2 separate regions of the Homo sapiens genome follow, and region 1 is linked to region 2. Evidence: chromatin contacts called from ENCODE Hi-C or POLR2A ChIA-PET data. All regions are on one chromosome and are shown on one strand. Each heading gives the region's core, a stretch centred on a gene start or an enhancer-like site at or near the end of the contact. The rest is flanking DNA. Distances are from core to core; before and after follow the strand shown.

What was found. Hi-C counts contacts between places; a loop is a spot of excess contacts on that map. ChIA-PET counts read pairs that join two places held with the same protein, here RNA polymerase II (POLR2A).
Region 1: a map of GM11168 shows a loop between it and region 2 (3-fold over the local background). The contact joins two enhancer-like sites. A Hi-C loop is called at or near these places in 1 of 168 maps with a recorded cell type or tissue (GM11168). POLR2A ChIA-PET finds 5 or more read pairs at or near these places in 3 of 52 experiments (AG04450, PC-9 and activated CD4-positive, alpha-beta T cell).

Annotation. Positions count from the first base shown.
Region 1 is chr12:13,201,563-13,204,453 of GRCh38, forward strand. The region is part of intron 1 of EMP1 (epithelial membrane protein 1); the gene reads left to right. Among named protein-coding and RNA genes, the nearest start is that of EMP1, 6.3 kb to the left of the region's middle. Within about 2 kb of position 1,636, at least 16 of the 41 ENCODE cell types and tissues checked have a DNase peak (open chromatin) inside an H3K27ac peak, as active enhancers do; they include PC-9, where a contact is called at or near this core.
Region 2 is chr12:12,758,166-12,760,959 of GRCh38, forward strand. It overlaps a transcript of APOLD1 not described here. Among named protein-coding and RNA genes, the nearest start is that of MIR613, 5.1 kb to the right of the region's middle. Within about 2 kb of position 1,331, at least 4 of the 41 ENCODE cell types and tissues checked have a DNase peak (open chromatin) inside an H3K27ac peak, as active enhancers do; they include PC-9, where a contact is called at or near this core.

The sequences.
Region 1 (2,891 bases), core at 386-2,885, 440 kb after region 2:
GCAACGTGTGGCATTGAAAAGGGCATTTTGCAGAGGATTCTCGTCTCCTGGGTGCCTTGAGGACCCACGGAGCCTCCTCTGCCCCATCCACTCACAGATTCTTTAGGTATGGTGTTCCCCGGACTTACCCTCAGCCATGAGCATTCACTCGGCACTAGGAATAAAAGAAAGAGGTTTGAGTAATTAAACGTAAAGGGTGCCAGCTCAGATGAGGAGGGCAGGCTGAGTCTGTGAAGACATTGACAACAGCAAAGCATTCACCAGGAACAGAATCAGGCTCAGGGAGAAACTGAGCTGGCTCTGGGAAAGAAACTCCACCCTCTTCTTGAGGAGGGAGACCCTGCAGCATGAAGGTGTGGTGTACAGGTGTGGACAGGAGCAAATGAGGAACAGTTTGAGAGGAGGAAGAGGAAGGTGCAACTAGGACAGGAGGGAGGGAGGGAGGGCAAGTGGGATGCTGTTTCCCAGGCCTGTGTGTTGAGGGAGGAGGCAGGCAGAAAGACCTAGAAGCAGGAGAAAAAGCTAAGTGGATAGAGAAAGACAGAAAGGGGGCAAAAGAGCAAGGGAGAAGTGATGAGGATGTTTCCCCTTCCATCCTTCCACTCTTGTTTGGGGACCACCCACCCTCAATGTTTCAAGGCAGTCCTTCGGTCAAAATTCGATTCTTTGTCCCCTGTGAAGAATCTTTTGTCGCATTGGCTACTTCTTGTTTTTTCAGGATGGTTGACACCTCTTTGGTATCATTTTAGTTTCCACTACATGTGCCCACCAGGCTGGAACCTCTTCAATGTTTCTCCTCTTCCAGGTCAGATCAGAGCTGAGAGCAAAACGGGGTTCTTGATCCTTAGACTTCTCATTTCAAAGAATCAAAGACCCTTCCCCAGGACGCTGGAGAAGGGGAGTTGGACAGAGGTTTGCAACCCTGAAACAACTAGTTTGGGGCAAGGCAGTGTGTTCACATTGATCTCAGAGAAAGCTCTGAAGCTGAGACCTGGAGCTTCCCTTTATTGAAAGATAGTCTCCATGTCTGGGTGGGGTGGGGACTCCTGTGCTGAGGGTTAGAAGGTTGCTCGGAGTTTGCAGGGGGATATTGTTCGGGTCTGTTTTGGCCAGGCAGGCTGGCTCTGCTGGGTGGGACTTCTCAGCAAAACGACAGGGAGAAGCAGTGGCCTCGGAAGACCCTGTGTTTTTATAATTGGCACAGTTTTAAGGGGTATATGCTGACTCTCTGATTAACTCAGAGAGGGTAGGAGGAAAAGAGAGAACAGTAGATCTGGTAGAAGTTCTAGAACTTCCACCAAACCCTAAGCCAAGAGACAGGAGAGAAAAAATCATGCCAGGTGGAAGAGCCCTGCCTGGAAGGTGCGAAATGGCTTCAGTTCTGATTCAATTCCATTTCTCCTTTGGGGACGTGCATTTCCTTCTTATCAAGGGGTTGGACTGAATGACCTCAATGCCTCTCAACCTCTAAAGAACGAATTGAAATGAAGCCCTGAGCCCACCTGATGGGTCTGGGGTGTCTCTAGGCGAGGGGCCTCCCCTCCCAGCTTGCCGCCTTCCAGGAGGCTGCAGCTTTGCTGGTTGAAGCATGTTGCCGCCATCTACTGTTGGTCCCACCCAAGCGCCGCTGGGGCCGGGCCACACCTAGGTTTTCTTCCCAAACCCCTAGTTATTATCTTGGCAACCTCTCCCTTGAAGACATTCTGGCTGCCAGAACACTCGTTTGTCAAAAGCAGAAGGCAACTCACGCTTCCGTCCTCGCCCAGGGAACATCGCCTGATCCCTTGACCAGCTGCAGTCTGGGGGAGTAGGCTGGGCCCCAACTTCACAGCCCAGGTCTGGCCTCAGTCTTTGCAGATGTTGCCCAGATCCACCCCTCCCCTGGACACGAAGGAGGACAAGCGGAAATAAGAGAGAGAGGTTATTCTTCTTGGGAGCATTTGCAAAAACAATATTCATGCCACTTGTTTGCCTTTAGCATAATTGTTGGCCCTCAGGCTCTGCCAGAGAAGCATAAAGCCCATTTCCCCGGCCCGAGCCTCTCATTTTACACAGAGGAAGAGACCAACCAACCAGGAACTGTGTGGCCCCCACTCTGTGCCTGGCACAGGCCTTCAGCCCTCATGCTAATCCTGTGAGGTCTACAGGTCACAGTTCAGACATGGTGGAGCCAGGATTGGAGCTGAGAATCCCTGCTCTGTGCTACTTTGAACTCTGTGCCTGTAGGAGCCACTGACCAGAGAGGTTATGTGATTTTTCTAAAGTCAGAAGTTGGTCAGGGGCAGATTTATTATAAGAATCTGGTTCTCCAATAGGTTCTCTCTCTCTCATACAGTGTGCTTGCCCCACTCCCAACCCACACCTTGGCTCCTCACCCCTGACTATGTGAGACTCTGTGCTAGTCTACACAGCACCAGACCAACACGACTTGCTGTATAATAACCCCCATTTATAATAGCCTGCATTTGGAAGATGAAAAAAATAATTGTTTTCCCTGCAGCATGTAGGTCCCTGTTACTTTTGCTGCTTGATTGACGATGTTTCTCCTGGTTGTAAAAACTGCCCTGTATTTTCCAACATCAAGTCCTACCTGAGGTTCCTTCCTTCCACACCAAACATGAGCTATGCAGAGGCCGGAGGAAATGGCCCCTGAGAATCCTTTTTCTCCCCATGTTTCCCACGGAGAAATTAATCCCCTGCTTTCCCACCCCTGCATAAACACAATATTGAGAATGGAAAAGTACACTTGATATAAAACAACAATAACAGTGGCCAGAGAGGCTCATCCAAGGTCTCATCCACTCAGCCTGCCTTTAATCCCAGTCTTTTCCTCCTCCAGACACATCCTCTCCGGCTGCCCCCAGAAGGGAGTGCTTCCTTTTCTGCTTTTG
Region 2 (2,794 bases), core at 81-2,580:
GACCTCGTGATCTGCCCACCTTGGCCTCCCAAAGTGCTGGGATTACAGGTGTGAACCACCACGCCTGAACTAATTCAATTATCTTAAAAACTGGTAAAGTGCCGGGTGCAGTGGCTCATGCCTGTAATCCCAGCACTTTGGGAGCCCGAGGCAGGTGGATCACGAGGTCAGGAGTTCGAGACCAGCCTGGTCAACATGGTGAAACCTTGTCCGTACTAAAAATACAAAAATTACCTGGGCCTGGTGGTGCATGCCTGTAATCCCGGCTATTAAGGAGTCTGAGGCAAGAGAATCGCTTGAACCTGGGAGGCGGAGGTTGCAGTGAGCCAAGATTGCACCACTGCACTCCAGCCTCAGCAACAGAGCAAGACTGTCTCAGAAGCAAAACAAAACAAATCAAAACAAAAACTCGGTAAACAAAGGGACAGAGCCAGCATTTTTCCTGCCTTTCCTATTGAATGAACAGAAACATTCAATTTATCCATCCGTAAATGTGATGCCTTTTCCACTTCAACTAAGCACTTACGTATTGTGGCCTTAACTTTTGCAGTTTGAGATGCAACAGCAAAACTAGCATGATTTCTTTTTCCTTCTTCACAGTGTCACCGATAGAGTCATTCTTAACCACAGATCTTAGCAATCTCGGCATATGATTTCTTTTCTTTCCTTATTGAGAACCTTCACCTTTTCATTTAAAGGGAACACTTTACAGCTTCTCTTTGGCATATATGAATTGCCAGAGTCACTATTCTTGTACTTTGGGGCCATTAGGAAGTAAAATAGGGTGACTTGAATACAAGCACTGTGATATCGTCACAGCCAATCTGATAACCAAGAAGGTTACTAAGTGACTAATGGGCAGGGAGCGCCTACAGTGTGGTTCAGCTGGACAAAAGGAGGACTCACATCCTGTGCGGGAGGGAGCAGGATGGCACGAGATTTCATCACGCTACTCAAATGGCATGCAATTTAAAACTTATGAATTGTTTATTTCTGGAATTGTCCATTTAATATTTTCAGACTGTGGTTGACCGAATGTAACTGAAACAACGAAAAGGGAAACCATAGAGAAAGGGGAGCTGCTATAGTTGTTTTTTTTAAACCATTATGAACACATGGATTTAAATATCTTTGAAGGGTTTCATTCTATCGTAATTATTATCCTTAATGAAGCTCAAGTTGTCCCATCTTGGCCAAAATTGCCTCTTGTGTCCCCTTGGCAGAACTGTAGTTGTCTTTGTTAGCTTCCTTGCTATCTTGTATGACAAGATGCTATAAAGTATATCACTGACTTTTGGTAGGATGTGATATTGACTTAGGAATAGACAAATATGTTGATGGAAATAAGGAATGGGATAATTCATAAGGTTATGCAATAGATATCTGTTTTTGTTGTTGTTGTTGTTGCTGCTGCCGGCATTTATCGCACTTCCTACAAGGACAGTTTCACAAAATTTATTTGAGATATTACTCTTCATTCATTTAGCCTTATTGAAGTGTGTTGAAGGGACTGACCCCGTCTGCAGCTCGGGCTGCCTTGACGTCAGTATATCCAGTTACCCTGTTGGGAGTGACTAGTTTATAAATGGGCATGGCCAGAGCCAACGGGAGATGAGAAGACATTCACTGGGACTTCTAGGAAAGACATTAGGATAATTGGCCTTCCATTTGGAGGAAGATGCTAAATTTCTACTTCTTACCATTGGCAAATATTAATAGAAGTGAAATTAAAACCCTAGAAGAGTCTATGATTATTAGAAGAGGCAGAAAGGCAAAAAGCCATATTGATAGATTGATAATTTGATTACATGATGTCGGAACTATACAACACCATGAAAAAAATTAAGACAAGCAACTGAATAGAAGTAGACATGTTATATACATAACAAAAAACTTGTGTCCAGCTCATGCCTGTCATCCCAGCACTTTTGGAAGCCAAGGCAGGCGGATCACTTGAGCCTAGGAGTTCGAGACCAGCCTGGGCAACATGACGAAACCCCCTCTTTACAAATGATACAAAAATTAACCACCACACCCACAGTCCCAGTTACTCAGGAGGCTGAGATGGGAGGATCACTTGAGCCTGGGAGGCAGAGGCTGCAGTGAGCCATGATCGTGCCACTGTACTCCAGCCTGGGTGACACAGTGAGACCCGGTCTCACAACAAACAAACAAACAAACAAAAACCTTGGCCGGGTGCAGTGGCTCACGCCTGTAATCCCAGCAGTTTGGGAGGCCGAAGTGGGCAGATCACCTGAGGGCAGGAGTTCGAGACCAGCCTGCCCAACATGTCAAAACCCCGTCTTTACTAAAAATACAAAAAATTAGCCGGGCGTGGTTCTGGGCGCCTATAATCCCAGCTACTTGGGAGGCTGAGGCAGGAGAATCACTTGAAACTGGGAGGCAGAGGTTGCAGTGAGCCGAGATAGTGCCATTGCACTCCAGCCTGGGTGACAAAAGCGAAACTCTGTCTCAAAAAAAAAAAAAAAACAACCAACAACCAAACAACCAAACAAACAAAACCCTTATGTCCATACCACAGTAAACCTTCTATATGTGGATAAGAAAAAAGGCAAATCAATAGAAATATGTGCAAAATATATGAATAGATCATTTACATATAAGGATCTGAAAGGGCAACCCCCTTCCCCAACATATGAAAGTTACTCTACCTCTCTAATAGTCAGTAAAGCACATTTTAAAACTTGGTACATAGTAGGATATACCAAAGTTTAACCATTCCCCTACTGGTGGAAAGTTAGATCATTTAAAACTTATTATTACATACAATGCT